Linked DNA regions of Homo sapiens: region 2 is linked to region 1. Evidence: chromatin loops called from intact Hi-C (ENCODE). Cell type or tissue: IMR-90. All regions are shown on one strand. Links, peaks and the distances in the headings refer to the core of each region. The heading gives the core; the rest is flanking DNA. Region 1 has its middle 100 kb from the start of MIR744. Region 2 has its middle 150 kb from the start of MIR744.

The links. A loop is a pair of places that touch in the nucleus more often than their neighbours do. Peaks named below come from ENCODE experiments on the same cell type or tissue, not always from the same donor. Only the 100,000 strongest peaks of a DNase experiment are listed, where the experiment ranks them.
Region 2: it touches region 1 in a loop (6-fold over the local background); 4 of 110 quality-filtered maps call a loop at or near these places.

Annotation. Positions count from the first base shown.
Region 1 is chr17:12,177,504-12,185,839 of GRCh38, forward strand. No RefSeq gene overlaps it. Among named protein-coding and RNA genes, the nearest start is that of MIR744, 100 kb to the left of the region's middle. In IMR-90, for the core only: a CTCF peak has its summit at 3,368 (motif pointing right); a DNase peak (open chromatin) is centred at 3,378.
Region 2 is chr17:12,227,723-12,236,058 of GRCh38, forward strand. No RefSeq gene overlaps it. Among named protein-coding and RNA genes, the nearest start is that of MIR744, 150 kb to the left of the region's middle. In IMR-90, for the core only: no CTCF peak of the experiment used is centred there; a DNase peak (open chromatin) is centred at 3,789; H3K27ac peaks cover 574 bases.

The DNA of each region.
Region 1 (8,336 bases), core at 201-8,200:
ACTCCTGGGCTCAAGTAATCCACAGGCCTCAGCCTTCCAAAGTGCTAGGATTACAGATGTGAGCCACCGTGCCTGACTAAGTCTGTTTCTTAAGCCAGATGGTGGTGGGTACAGTGATGTTTGCTTTATTTGAAAAACCGTACATGTATCTTTTATATATGCTTATTTATCTGAAATATTTCACAGTAAAAATTTTTAAAAGATTCTAGAGAGGAGAAGTCTGAGAAGATGAAGGAGTAGGAAGCGCCAGGGATCTGTCTCCCTAGCTAGACAACAATTGCACCGTCAGAATCTGTAAACAGGCTGGGCCCAGTGGCTCAGGCCTGTAATCCCAGCATTTCAGGAGGCCGAGGTGGGTGGATCATCTGAGGTCAGGAGTTTGAGACCAGCCTGGCCAACATGGTGAAACCCTGCCTCTGCTAAAAATACAAAATTAGCTGGCATGGTAGTGCACGCCTATAATCCCAACTACTTGGGAGGCTGAGGCAGGAGAATCCCTTGAACCTGGGAGGGGGAGGTCGCAGTGAGCCAAGATCGCGCCATTGCACTCCAGCCTGAGCAACAAGAGTGAAACTGTCTAAAAAAAACCAGAATCTGTAAACAAAACTTTTACATGCACTGGAAAACCAAAAAATTTGTAGGGCTCACTTTATTGCAACATTGGCTTGGCTTTATTGTGGTTGTCTGGAACCAAACCCACAATATCTCTGAGGTATGCCTGTTTGTTTGTTTATACACAAGGTGTCCCTCTGTGGCTCAGTCTGGAGTGCAGTGGCGCTGTCGCAACCACTGCTCACTGCAGCCTCGACCTTCTGGGCTCAAGTGATCCTCCCACTTCAGCTTCCCAAGCAGCTGGGACTACGGGCACACACCACCACATCTAACTAATTTTTAAATTTTTTGTAGCGATAAAGTCTCCCTATGTCGCTCAGGCTAGTCTCAAACTCCTGGGCTCAAGCCATCCTCCCACTTCAGCCTCCCAAAGTGCTGGGATTACAGGAGTGAGCCACCACACCCGGCCTCGCCTGTGTATTTAATATCACTGAACTGTACACTTAAATATATGTGAATTTCATGATATGCGTATTTTACCACAATAAAAAATTATGAGAAAAAAGCTGTTAGAGAACAACAACAACAACAAAAATAGTAGAGGAAGAACCTTGGCAGTTCTAATTATTCTAGATAGGGCGATGACAGGAACAACCTCAGGCCGCCACAGAGTAACAGGTGACAATACCTTCTACCCTCTCCGGCTGGTTATAACTTATTGGACCATGGAGAATTAATTGAGCCATAGGCGAGGCTATGACAGGGCTGATGGAAAACGATGAGTGGACAAATTATTTATTCTTTGTCAATAATTTGAACTGGGAAATATTGAGATAAGCAGGTGACGGTGGGAACTGAGGCTGAAAGAAAACAGAATTACGGAGCCCCTGAGGAGGGGAAGCATGATGTATAAGTCACACATAAGTCAAATTCCAAGGGAACAGAAGCCATTTGTGAGCAGAAGCTACACGGTAGAGAATGTTCATAGAAAGGAAAGCCCATTCGTGTAGGAAGAGAAACGGACAGACTTCAGGCCTGGAGGCATAGAGTGAAATTCCTTCAACTGCCCAGGCAACCTTTGCTGAAGGCCTTAGATCTGAGCATCCCTGAAGGTTCCGTCTGAGCCCCGGGGCTACCTGGCTCGGGTTCCTGTTTCCTTCTCCTTGGGACCCCTTCATGGACCAATCCATGACCTGCTCCCCAGCCAGTAAGGAAAGTTCTCTCTTCCTTACATACTAAGCCCAACTACTATACAAACAGATTGTTCTTTCCAAAATGTTAAAACTATCTAGAGGGCTCCGGGGCTGGCAGAGATGCAGTAAGCCCACCTCAACTATCTCTCCCATTAACAACAACTAAAAACTCCAGGCAGAATACAAGAGGCCACACTCCCTGAGGGTGCTGAAAAGTTAACTATAGTGGGTGGATTGGGGAAAGAAGTCAAAAGTTGAAGAAATGGCTATGCTTTGTCAAATCTCATAGAAATGTACAGCGGAAAGGGTAAATTTTACTGAAGTTAAAAATTGTTTTTAAAATTGCAGGTGAAAGAGGAAAAAGAATGGGATACGGGTCCAGAAAACCTGGATTCCACAGGCTCAGCTAATTGTTAGTTGCTTATCTTGGTCACTTAACTAAATCTTTTTTTTAAAATTTTATTATTATTATACTTTAAGTTTTAGGGTACATGTGCACAACATGCAGGTTTGTTACATATGTATACATGTGCCATGTTGGTGTGCTGCACCCATTAACTCGTCATTTAGCATTAGGTATATCTCCTAATGCTATCCCTCCCCCTCCCCCACCCCACAACAGTCCCTGGTGTGTGATGTTCCCCTTCCTGTGTCCGTGTGTTCTCATTGTTCAATTCCCACCTATGAGTGAGAACATGTGGTGTTTGTTTTTTTGTCCTTGTGATAGTTTGCTGAGAATGATGGTTTCCAGCTTCATCCATGTCCCTACAAAGGACATGAACTCATCATTTTTTATGGCTGCATAGTATTCCATGGTGTATATGTGCCACATTTTCTTAATCCAGTCTATCATTGTTGGCATTTGGGTTGGTTCCAAGTCTTTGTGAATAGTGCCGCAGTAAACATACGACTTTACTAAATCTTAAAACCAAAAGCCTCCCCTAAACTACCTGAAGGCAAACAAGCAAAGCAAGGCAAGTCAATTTCTATTCAGTTTCTAACTGTGCTATTGAAGACGTTGATCTAAGGAAACTGCCTGAGTAGAAGATACTTCTTCCAGTCCTGATGGATTTTAGAAGCCTGCCTTCTTTCCTATAGCACTGGGGGCCTGGACAGCATGGATAGCAGTGGCTTTTCAAGGGGACCTCGATTGGCTTCTGAAATCCTTTCTGACGTCAGGAAGTGAGAAGACAGCCAGCCAAGTCTCTCCACAGGCAGGTAGCCATTCATAACCTCTCCAAGTCAAGGGCCAATACCCCAAAAGCTTCTCCAGCCTTGGATGTTCATCCATTCTTACCCCTGAACAGTGACTTATACTGGAGAGCATAGTTGTTAAGAGTTTACATTCTGGATTTAGACTGCCTAGGTTTCAATCCCGGATCGTCATTTCCTGTTGCTATGTGGAATCCTATGTCTCAATTTCTTACAGATGAGGATATACACACAGTAACTGTCTTATAGTGTTCTGGTGAGAATTTAATGAGAAAATGCACCCGAAATGCTTACTACAGTGTCTGACACGTGATGAACGATCAATAAATGAACTCAATTATTAATAACCACTGCATAAAACACAAGGCATTCATTTCAGTTACATTCATCTCATTGGCCACTTGGGGGAGCCATACAGCTGTAAAACGAGCAGGTTTCAGGAAAGGTTTATTTTAGAAAAGATTTTTGTTGCTGACTATTAAGAGAGGGAGAGTTAAGGGTTATCTAATTCCACTCGCTTACTTTTACATACAAAGAAACAAAGGTTCAGAGAGGAGAAATGATTTGTTCATAGTCATACAAATAACTGGTCGTGTGAAGGCTAGAGACCATCTTTCCCAATTCATTGACAAATTACTGAATAAAAATCAAGTGTAGTTAAATGCCTACTAGCTTCCAAGCACAGCTAGACTTGGTTTGCTGTGTGTCTGTGTAGAATTTAAAATAATCCTGCCGTTCTCAAATTCTCTGCTGATGAACTTGTGTTGTGCTTTTTTATTTTGTTGAGGCCTGTGCTTAACAAGTAGCAGGGTAACAGACACGGGTAATACATATCATGACATTTGTTGCCTTGTTGTATATAGAGTTCTTATGAAACACAGGCAAACAGGCATTGTTTTTAAGAAACTTACTTACACGTTGAAATAAGGACACACACACACACGCACACGTACATACTCGGTTGATGATCACATTCGATTTCAAAGCTTTCAGTGGCACCTGTAAGAGAAAAATTCTCAAATTTATATTGGCAATCTGGATCTCTCCCCTGAACTTCTAGCTTATTTATCTAACTTCTTATGCAACATTTCCACTTGGAAGCCTATGAGACATCTCATGTTCTCGATATTTAAAGCCAAGTTCCTATCTTCTCTGGTACTTGCTCCTGCAACAGATTTTCCCATTTCAGGTAATGGCAACTCTGTTATCCGTTTACTCAGCCAAAACCTTTGTGTTTCCCTAAACCTCTGCTTTCTCTCCTACTCCACATTACATTCAGCATCAAACATTTGGCTCTCGATTCAGAATGAATCCAGGATCCACCCACTTCTTGCTGCCTCCACCGCTCCCACCACCATCTTACGATGGTTACTGCAACAGCCTCTTAACTGGTCTCTCCTGATCTAACCTTGTCTTCCCTGCACAGTGGCAGAGTGACGCTGTTAAAAATCTTAATAGGGCCGGGCACGGTGGCTCATGCCTGTAGTAATTCCAGCACTTTGGGAGGCTGAGGTGGGCGGATCACAAAGTCAGGAGTTCGAGACCAGCCTGGCCAACATAGTGAAACCCTGTCTCTACTAAAAATACAAAAAAAAAAAAAAAAAAAAATTAGTCAGGTGTGGTGGCAGGCGCCTGTAATCCCAGCTACTTGGGAAGCTGAGGCAAGGAGAATCGCTTGAACCTGGAAGGTGGAGGTTGCAGTGAGCCGAGATCTCCCCACTGTACTCCAGCCTGGGCAAAAGAGTGAGACCCTGTCACACACACAAAAAGAATTCTAATAAGCCATCAAGAGACTCTGTCTCAAAAAGAAAAAAAAAATCTTAATAGTATCAGGCAGCCTCCTGCTCAAAAGCCTGCAATGGCATCTGCTATGGTCTGAATGTTTGTGTGTCCTCCAAATTCAGATATTAAAATCCTAATCTCCAACATAATAATATGACTAGGTAGAGGCTTTAATAGGAAATTAGGTTATAAGAATGGAGCCCTCATAATGGGATTAGTGCCCTTATCAAAGAGACCTTGGGAAGATCCCTGGCCCCTTCTGCTGTGTTAGGACATGGCAAAAAGATGGCCATCTACGAGTCAGGACATGGGCCTGTTATACATGCGGCCTGTTGTTGACTGAAACGTTGCTATGTGATCCATGACTGTATTTCTTTTCTTGTCTAGTTGCCTTGGCTAGAACTTCTGGTAAAATATTAAGTAGAAATGGCTAGAGTGGACATCCCTGGAGGGCAGTGGTGTGATCTCGGCTCATGCGACCTCCGCCTCCCAGGTTCAAGCAGTTCTCCCTGCCTCAGCCTCCTGAGTAGCTGGGATTACAGGTGTGTGCCACCACGCCTGGCCAATTTTGGTATTTTTTAGTAGAGACGGGGTTTCACCATGTTGGCCAGGCTGGTCTTGAACTCCTGACCTCAGGAGATCCGTCCAACTTGGCCTCCCAAAGTGCTGGGATTACAGGCATGAGCCACCACGCCCGGCCAGGAGCTGTGGGTTTTTAGATGTCCTTTATTAGGTTGACTTTATCCCTAGTTTGTTTAGTATTTTTATCATGAAAGCATTTGATTTTGTCGTATGCTTTTTCTGTGTTAAAAGAAAAAACTGTGTCTTCTACACTCACGTTTCTGACACCAAATATGTGGAGGTTTTCCTACACTAAGCCATTCTCCAATGCTCCAGGTATCAACAGGTGTCCTACAGTTCAATGATGACACTGATTACTCAAAGTTAGCACAGACCCCCACAGGTTAAGGGATCGCCTCCACAAGACTGTCCCCAATTCAGATGCCAGTCTCAAGCCCAGGTTGTCACTCAGACGTCTGACCAACGAGCTAGAAATTGAGAGTTCCCATAATCCCCTCCTCATGTTTAATAATTTTGATAGAATGAGTCACAGAACTAAGGAGGGTGCTTCACTTACATTTACTGGTTTACTAGAAAGCCTACTCAGGAACAGACAAATGGAAGAAATGCACAGGGTGAGGTTTGTGGGAAGGAGTGTGGAGCCACTGTGCCCTCTTTATGAAGGCCACCCTCCCACACCTTTCTGTGCTCACTTACCTGGAAGCTTTCCAAACCTCATCATTTAAAGTTTTGTTTTGTTTTGTTTTTTGAGACAGAGTTTCTCTCTGTCGCCCAGGCTGAAGTACAGTGGCGGGATCTCGGCTCACTGTGAACTCCGCCTCCTGGGTTCAAGCGATTCTCCTTGCTTCAGCCTGTAGTTGGGACTACAGGCACGCACCACCATGCCCAGCTAATTTTTGTATTTTTAGTAGAGACGGGGTTTTGCCATGTTGGCCAGGCTGGTCTCAAACTCCTGACCTCAGGTGATCTGCCCACCTCAGCCTCCCAAAGTGCTGGGATTACAGGCGTGAGCCACTGCACCCGGCCTCATGGAGGTTTTCTTACTATTACTTTGGTCTTTTGTGTTACTATTACCACAGCTATGTTTAAAGTATTCATCTTTGCCTATTTCACCTACCATGGAAAACATGGGCTGGGTGCCGTGGCTCACGCCTGTAATCCCAGCACTTTGGGAGGCCGAGGCGGGCGGATCACCTGAGGTCAGGAGTTTGAGACCAGCCTGGCCAACATGGCGAAACCCGTCTCTACTAAAAATACAAAAATTAGCCAGATGTGGTGGTGGGCACCTTTAATCCTAGCTACTTGGGAGGCTGAGGCAGGAGAATCGCTTCAACCTGGGAGGCGGAGGTTGCAGTGGTCCAAGATCATGCCACTGCCCTCCAGCCTGGGTGACAGAGCAAGACTCTGTCTCAAAAAAAAAAAAAAAAAAAGTTTATATGGAGGCTTCATGACATAGGCATGATTGGTTAATTATTGGCCACTGAAGATGAGGTCAAATTTTCACCCCCACTTCCCTCCCCAGAGGCTACAGTTGGGGCTAAAAGTTCCAACCCTCTAATCACGTGGTTGGTTCCTCTAGCAACCAGCTCTGCTCCTCCGAGGGTCTCCTGATTAGCATCAATTCAGGTATAGTTGAAAGGGGCTTATTATAAATAGCAAAGCTTTATTTTTACTCTTATCACTAAGGAAATTCCAAGGATTTTAGGAGCTCTGTGCTAGGAACAGGAGATGAAAACCAAATATACGTTCCTTATTATATCACAATATCACATGTATCTATGGAGATAATCATGTACTTTTGTCCTATGTTTTATTAATGTGATGTATTATCCTAATTGAATTTGGATGCTATGCCAACTTGCATTGTGGGGATAAATCTCACTTGATCATGGTGTATAATAACTTTTATACATTGCTAGGTTTGATTTGATAGTACTTTTTGGGAGGGAGATTTTTGTAAGCAATTTATAAGGTACATTGATAGATTGCTTTCTTTTCCTGTCATGTTTTGTCTGGTTTTGGTATTAGGATAACACTGATCTCATTGAATAAATTGGGAAGTGTTTCCTATTCCTATTTTTTGGAAGAGTGTCTCTGTGTGTGTGTGTGTGTGTGTGTGTGTGTGTGTGTGTATTTGTATTTGTATTCTTGGGTCTATAACATATAGAAATATAATATATTTGACAATAACAGTACAAAGGAGATGGGTGATAATAAAACTGTATTGATATTAATTCTTTAATTATTTGGTTGAATTCAGCAGTGAAATAACCTTGTCATAAACTTTTCCTTTTGAGAACTTTTTTTGATCACTAATTCTATCTCTTTACCTGTTATAGGTCTACTCGTATTTACCATTTCTTTTTGTGTCAGTTTTTATAGCTTGTATCTTTCTAGGAGTTTGTCTATCTCATTGAAATGATCGAATTTGTTGGCATACATTGTTCATAATATTCACCTATAATCCATTTTATTTTGGTAATGTCATTGGTAATGTTGTTTCTTTTATTCCTGACTCTACTAATTCAAGTCTTTTCTCCTTTTTTAAAGTCAGTCTAGTTAAAGGTTTGTCAATTTTGTTGAACTTCTAAAGGGCGAACTTTTGTCTCATTGATCTTTCTCTGCTGTTTTTTGTCTTTATTTGATTTGATTGGGCTCTAATATTTATTATATCTTCGTATCTGCTTGCTTTGAGTTTGGTTTGATCTTCTTTTTCTCCTTCTTAAGGTGGAGGCTTAGCTTATTGATCTGGTATTTTTCTTCTTTATGAATATAGGCATTTACAGTTACAATTTCCCTTTAAGCCTGGCTTTAGTTATGTCACATAAGTTTTGATATGTCATGTTTTTGTTTTTATTCACCCTGAACTATTTTCTAATTTGCATGGTTTCTCCTTTGACTCATTAGCCATTTAATAGTGTTGTTTATTTTCCGTGTACTTAGGCGTTTTCTGTCTCCTTATGTTATTGATGTCTAATTTCATTCCACTGTGTTCAGAAAACATGCTTTATATGA
Region 2 (8,336 bases), core at 12-8,011, 50 kb after region 1:
CTCCAGCCCCCAGAGGTGGGCCTCTTACACTTCCTTATCAGGGCACAGAGCATTTCTCAGGCGCTCTTTCCATACACGAAGGACCATAGTTTTAGCTGCAAGATCTGAGTTTATGTCCAGTCTTTATTTAACAAACAAATGTGTTCTAAGCTGCATTTTGCTTTCTACTTCCTGAAGTTAATAACTATTCTCATTGCGCGCTCCTTTCCCAGCAAAAAATTGTGGGACTTGAATAATGGAGTATTTTCCTGTCTCCAGTTGGATGACAAGAACTTAAAATTATTTTTAGAAACGCAGTTGCCCAGAGTGAGTGTAATTCTAACAGGGTTGTCTCCACTCCCTGTTTGTTTTAGCTGGTTCTCACTATGTTTGAATGAGAGTGCAGGCCAAACCACAGTCAACTCTGAATCCTTGTAAAAAACCTCCCTAGCTCGGCTGTTGAGGAGTGCTACAGGTAATACCCCGTTTTGATGGTTTCCTGTTGTGTTGTCATTTGCCTATATACATGTCAGTCACATATTAAGATTCTCCAGAGAAACAACATCTATATCTATATCTTTATCTATCTATCTATAGATATGTCTCTAACTCTATCTATAGATATGGCTGTATCTACAGATATCTCTGTGTGAGAGGAGATTTATTGTAGAAATTGGCTCACTTGGTTATGGAGGCTGAGGAGTCCCACAATCTGCCATCAGCAAGCTGGAGAACCAGAGAATCCAGTGGTGTAATGTTCAGTCTGAGTCTGAAGGCCTGAGAATCGGGTGGTGCAGTGGTTTGAGTCCCAGTCCGAGCCCAAAGGCTCGAGAGCCAGGAAGGCAGAAGCTGGATGTCCCAGCAGACATGGCAAGAATTTGCCCTGTCTCTGTCTTTGTGATCTATTTGGGCCCTCAGTGGATTGGGTGGGCCCTCAGTGGGTTGGATGGGCCTACAGTGAATTAGATAGGCCCTCAATGGATTGGATGGGCCTGCAGTGGATTGGATGGGCCCTCAATGGGCTGGATGGGCCCTCGGTGGATTGCATGGGCCCACAGTGGGTTGAATGGGTTCTCAGTGGATTGGATGAGCCCTCAGTGGGTGAATGGGCCCTCTGTGAGTTCGATGGGCCCTCAGTGGATTGGGTGGTGCTAACCTGCATGGGTGAGGATGGATCTTGTTTATGCGCTCCACTGGTTCAAATGTTAATCTCTTCCAGAATCACCCTGACAAATACATTGAGAAATACTGTTTTATCATCCCTTAGCCCAGTCAAGTTGACACATCATAAAATTAACCATGACAGTCACAGAATATTGTCCTATACTCAAGTCATAACTTGTCATGTAGACAAGTTAGCATCCATAAGGTACAGTGGTCATAGAATCTGAACACTTGTCTGGGAGTCATGGCTTTGCTACTTTCTAACCATGTTGCTCTCACACCTTTAAATGGAGAGAGGACCGCACCATACTCACAATGGAATCAACCTCTTATGACCTTTGTGAGAACTGAAATCTGGGTTTTGCAAACTCTGAAAAGTCTCTGAATACCAGAGGTTCCTGAGAGTCTTCCTACAGCTCAGGAGTGTGCTCAGTTGCCAGGAGGGAGGCTGAGCTCTTGGGACATTCAAAGTGAGAGGATGTTCCTAACACTTCATTCTAGCAGCTCCAAGGAGCTAGACAGAGAAAAGAGAAAATGAGAAGAGGCACAGTCTTGAGTTGGTGTGAGGCAATGGCAGGGGGAGGCAACAGCTTGTGAGGACAGGGAGGAGAAGTAGCCCTTCCAACATTTCCTAGACGATAGTGCCTGGTGTGTGGTCTGGCCTCATCGCTGGCTTGGCGCCTTCCTTGCTTCTCTGTTAGCCGACATCGGAAGTTGCTGCTTCTCCTTTGCTCAGGGCCAGGTGGCCTGTGAGACTCACAAGGCTCTCCAAGAGGGGAACTTGCCTCCTCCCCTAATTGCCTTCATTCTTGTGTCATCATGTAGAAAATCATTTACACTGAAGTGGAATTTAGCCTGGCTTAGCTGTGAGTATCTGGATTTCCACTTTCATACAATACAAAGGCAAATTACAGCATCACCGTTAACAGTGGCTGGACCCTGGAGACCTCATGACTTTCCAGGCTCCTCACTTGCTGGTGTGCACTGTGCTAGGGCTGTGGCGAGGGTTAAATGTGGCCATGCACCTGTCATTGGTCAGCCCCCGGTGTGGTTCAGAGGGACGTGATAGAAGAATTATGTACTTTCAGAATTTCAGCCTCTAGTTTATAGATGAGACCATGAAAATGATTTGTCTACGCTCATACAACTCATTAGTGGCTGGTCTGGGACAAAGCTCCAGTCCCCTGATAGCCACTCAAGGTGCTCTTCTCACTTGTGCGTGGCTGAGAACACAAGGAAAGGAGAACTTGCCTCATCTTTATGGCTGGGGCTAGAGCAGAGTGACATAAATGTAACTGGGTTTATGTGTCCCAAAAGACGAGGGCTGCTAGGTAAAATACAGGATGCCCAGGTCAGCAAAGGCTTTTTGGGATGTACTTACACTAAACATTTATTTGCTGTTTATCTGAAATTCAGACTGAACTGGGCATCCTCCATTTTTATTTTCTAGGTCTGGCAACCCTGTGAGAGATGAAATTCACATTAAAACTATTTAGCAAACCAAACGATGGCTATGTAACCTTGTCTTGGTCTCCACTTAGAGGCAGAATCTCAGTGCTTTCTGAAAGTTCTTAGGAGGCCTGTAGCTACATCTGCAGTGGTGCCAAATCTCCATATGAAACCAGAACAATTCAATCGCTTATTCACAGTCTAGATGTTTGCACCGGGTAGACAAAATATTGAAATGTTTGGCAGAATTGCTCAATTGTCCTTTGGAAGTCTGGCATCTTGCAGCTGCAGCCTTGGAGTTCATCCTGTGCTGGGACAGTATCTACAGCCCAGCTCTCTGATCTGTGATGACCCTGTAGTGTCTCTCCCCTCCTTTCTTAATGAGGCTGGGACATGCTACTAGAATTTTCAAGGATTTAGCTGAAGTCTGGACATGCTTTGCATTTTGTTCATTTTTTGGCCCGAGACTCACATGTATGTACAGTTGTTTTACTTCAGTCTGCTGATAAAGCTCAGACTTCTGCAGACTTCTTTTTCTTAGTTTCTGTTAGGCAGGAAACCCAGAAAAAAATTCAGACTTTTTTTTTTTTTTTTGCCCCAAGAGCACAATGAACTGCAATAAATCCTGTACATATAACAACACTTTGACCTCATTAAGAAGATGGATGAAGAACAGTGATTTCAAACAGCACTGGAAGCCCCTAGCAGCTCAGGGCTCCTTCTGGAGGAAGGTGCATTCATTGATTCAGTTATTCATTCATTCAACTGACTTTACTAACCCTGTGTGGCATAGGAGAGAGATGAGCAGCTGGGGAACACAGCAGATAGAAACACAGACTTGATGGCCAGTAGGCCTGGGTTCTGTTCTTGGTTCTGTCACCTATTAGTTGTGTAATCTTGGCCAGTTACTTCATGTGTCTGCACCTCCATTTGTTTGTTCATCTGTAAAATAGGATGAATAACAGTTCCTACTTCATAGGATTGTTCTGAGGATTAAATGAGAATTCATGTAACTGCTTAAGAACAGCGTCTGACATTTAGTAAGTACTTACAAATGTTAGCTATTGTGTTGGACGCATAGCTATGGAGATGCTTTGATCTCAGAAAGGGCAGGCTCTTCTCCCTAAAGGTGAAATTCAGAGTTATTGTTTGGCAAAGCTGGCTCTGAGTCATGGCTGAGGAACCTTGTGCTGTGTGTCACAACTAGTTGTCTCATTCCCCTTGGCTAGCAATTGGTCTGGGAATGGCCCTGATCCCTAGTTCTGGCTAATGGGATATAAATGAACACTTTCTTGCTTTTCTGACCAATAAAGGAAAAAAACAGAAAAGAAAAAGAAAGGTCCCTTTGACCTGGAAGCTGGTTACGACGCTTGGAGATACAGCAACCATTTTGTGACCTTGAGGTCACAGCCTAAGGACAAAGGTCAATGTGCTAAAGGAGGTAAAAAGAAAGAACCCAGGTCTCTAAGGCTATGTTCGAGTAACTTCACCAGATAGCCTACCTCCAGACCTCTTATTAAGTGATGAAAATTAACATCTACTTTTTTAAACCACTGTAACCACATTTTCCATCATTTGCAGCTAAATGGATTTTTCCTTGGTAAAACCAAATAAGCAAAAAAGCAGTCTCTTTCCTCAAGGAAATCACAGCCAAGTACAGGCAAAAATGCCATGTATTCTAGTACGATAAAATGAACTAGCAAAGTAAACAAAGTGCTCTGTGCACACAGAAAAGAAACAGTTAGTAGGCAAAGGGGATATTTTATTGGATTATAAAGATCCAACTCTGCATGATCTCAGTGTATGACTTATCACCCATCATCTGGTTCTCAATCAGAATACCCTTCCACAGGAAAAAGAGGCAAAATCCTCCACCTCAGGGCCAGATGATGATCACTCAACTTTGTGCTTCCCAGGTCAATGCTGAAGCATCCTTTTCTGTTTCCTTCTTGGTCCCAGCTCTCAGGACACTGACCCTCACTGTGTGGCCTGAAATCCTGCTGCTTTATTCTTAACACTGAAGTCTGGCATATCTGCTTGCCATCTGTTCCTCCTGCCTACTTCCAGCCTACAGTCCTTGCTGGAAGATTTGTTGCTTGTGGTCTGTGCTTGGTTTGGGTCAAAGACAAAAGGACAAAAGGATTTGTAGAGAGGAGAAGAAGAGTCTGGGGGCTAAGGATGTCACAGAAAGCATCCTAGAGGGAGGGAGGAGCAGAGAAGTTGGTTGGAGAAGAAAAAGTGAGTTGAAGAAGAACGAGAGATGACTCTGGAGTGGTGAAGAGAGGCTGATGGAATGAAGGTTTTGGATGCTAGCAGAATCCAGACTTGATGAGACTAGCAGTAGGGAGTCACTCGAGGTCCCGAAATGAGAATGTAATGATTGTGGAAGGTTCTTTTGGCAGTTGTGGAAAGGCTAGTTTGAAACAGTATTGACTAAGGAATGAAGGAAAATCTGTCAAAAGATTTGCAGTCATGAAAAAAGAGACTGGGTGCGGTGGCTCATGCCTATAATCTCAGCAATTTGGGAGGCCAAGGCAGGCGGATCGCCTGAGCTCAGGAGTTCAAGACCAGCTTGGGAAACATGGCGAAACCCTGTCTCTACAAAAAATACAAAATTTAGCCTGGCATGGTGATGCACCGCCTGTAATCCCAGCTACTTGGGAGGCTGAGGTGGGAGGATCGCTTGAGTCTGGGAGGTGGAGGTTGCAGTGAGTGGAGATTGCACCACTGTACTCCAGCCTGTGCGACAAAGAAAGATCCAATCTCAAAAAAGAAAAAAAAGAAAAGGGAGACTCTTCCAAATAATTTCAGAGGCATAATTGACCGTTTAAGTTATATATGGACACTGTACAAAAGGCTCTGAGCTGGGGGCTCCACTTTGCTGTCTACAGCATTAGCCTTGCTATCACAACTCATTAACAAGGATTTGCTGACAACAGCCGATTGAAAAGTGAAAACTTCAATCAGTCAATGTTTTGGCCACAGATTTTTTTTTTTTTCACTTAATTGGGAAGTGGTTTCTGTGTCTTAGAGACATAGCCTATGAGAAGACTTCTTGCTAGATTTGCCTGTCTCTGTTAGAAGAAAGTCATGGCAAATGAAAAAGTTGGAGGTATTGGGTAGTACGGCAGTTCATATAGAATCAAAAAAATTTTTATTACAGCGTTAACTGTGTGTCAAGCCGTGGTTTAAAAGCTTTACATATTTGAACTCATTTAATTATCTGAGAAACTATGAGGTTGGCACGTAGCATTCTCCCATTTTACAGATTACATTCTCGTTTCAGGACCTCAAGTGACTCCCTACTGCTAGTCCCATCAAGTCTGGACTCTGCTAGCATCCAAAGCCCTCACTCCATCAGAGGAAGCTGAAGCTGAGAGAGGCTAGGGAGATTGCTCAGTATCATATACCTACTAAATGGTGGAGGCAGCTTCTGAATCCATGCTATAGAGGCTGTCATCTTAACCACCACACTTGACAGCCTCCCATTTTTTAAGCCACATCGCCCAAGAGTAGGACTAAGTCCCTAGGGCTTATGATGGCCATGCCAAAGTCTAGATGTTCCCTAGAAAATAAAGGGAGCACTAATAGAAAAATGGTCCCTCTTCTTCATCTCATTATTGCTGGTCCAGTGCTCATAGGTTTCAACTATGAGCCCTATTGATGAAAAGTGACCCAGGGACCTTACCGAGTACTTACAGCCAGTGAGAGTGACTTGCAAATCCTAGTACGCTGACAGAGCCCATGATGAAGAACCGAGTCACCTCCCTTATAATAAACCAACAATTGAGGGAGAGGCACTAATCCAAAAAGGACATTGTGTAACACTTATGAGAGTTTTTGAAAATAGTAGAAGGGCGTGTGAAAGTCAAATTGACGCTTAAGCCTTTTACATATGGGTGCAAATTATACGGCAGTACAATTAAAAATATCTAATTTGACACTCAAGTCATCTTTGAAATTTTTAGGGTTAACAGAGGCTGTTTTAGGTGAGATAGGGAATGGCTTGTAGCTATGAAGGGAAGGGATGGACGCTATTCAGCGTGGAACTTTTGGGGGTGTTGCCAAAGCAAGTCTTACGAAGTGTCATGATATACCATCTGTAGGAGAAAATCCACAGTGATCACATTTTGATATGAAAGTCATCTCTTGGCTGGGCGTGGTGGCTCATGCTTGTAATCCCAGCACTTTGGGAGGCTGAGGCGGGCGGATCACTTGAGACCCAGGAGTTCGAGACCAGCCTGGCCAACATGGTGAAACCTCGTCTCTACTAAAAATATAAAAAAAAATTTAGCTGGGCATGGTGGCAGGTGCCTGTAACCTCAGCTACTGGGGAGGCTGAGGCAGGAGAATCACTTGAACCCAGGAGGCGGAGGTTGCGGTGAGCCGAGATTGTACCATTGCACTCCAGCTTGGGCGACAAGAGTGAAACACCATCTCGGAAAAAAAAAACAAAAAAAACCCAAAAAGAAAAAAGTCATCTCTTTTAGGTAGATAAGTGCAAACTTAATGAGAATAAATGGTAGCAGAAAAAGTTGTTTTTAATATGGATGAACTCACTCTAATTCCTTTAGAGTGAACTATCGAGTTGCGTGCCTATGATGAAGAGCATGGTGCTTCAAGTTACAGTTTAGTTAAAGGACTCTGAAGTCGTTGTTTATTGTGACCCGAGCTTGTAGTCTATTGTTAATTTGGGCAGTTAACAAAGGGTTGTTGCAAAGGGTTTTGTTAATAAAACAAACAGCTACATCTTAAATCGACACCTGAACACTGTATACAGATTCTATTATTACACCTTAAGAGAGAAAAATTGGATGGAAAGAAGAGCCAAAATATATGGGGATGGTCAAAAGGACAGAACAAGATAGGGATAGAGAGTCTACCTTAAAGTCAGGCTGAAATGAAAAGACCCCAACCCTTCAATGGGGGGCATGTTCAAAATCTGTAAATCCACCCACAGCGTAAATCTTTTCCATTTACTTCCCAAAGGCCAATGTAGCAGGTGTGATTACTATTCCACCAACTCAAATTAAAATCAACACTGAGCCTCCTCCCTCCTGGGGGGCAGAGGTTCCATCTCAGACAGAATTGGGGCTCTCTCATCTGCCCCATTCCCTCTACCATACTCAGGGACTTCTCAATGTTCCGAAGGCCTAGCACAGAGCAGAGTGTTGGCAAGGCCTCTATGGCTTTTGGTCTATGCTTATTACTGTCGAAGTACCTGTTGTTCAAACTAAAGTGGTCCTTTGACGTTTGATAGTTTCGCATGTTTCTTAGCCATGAGAATCTTTGCTGAAACCAGGACTTCAGAGTGTGGGGTTTAGTTCTCCCAACTGTACAACTCAGCCTTTTATGGCAAGGTAGGCTTCCTTCAAATACCCAAACTTAGGTACTCCTGCTGATCATTGATCTGAGCATAATAGGCTGCATTAAAAGACAACATTTTTTTAGAAAGGTAAATATCACAACTGCCATAGAAACATAAAATTAATATATATAAAATATTTCAGTTAACTGTTAATGAGAAGACCAGTAAGATGATTAAACCAGTTCAAAGGAGAACTCAAAGAATGCACACACACATAGTCAATCAAATACTAAAATCAATTTTCTAATATATGCAAAACTGGTTAATATCCACTGAGCAACAACCAACTGCATCTCTAGTAGACAAATCCATTTGTATTTTTATGGACAAGAGTCATCTGCATTACTATCAGTTTTCCACAACTTACATAGCAGTA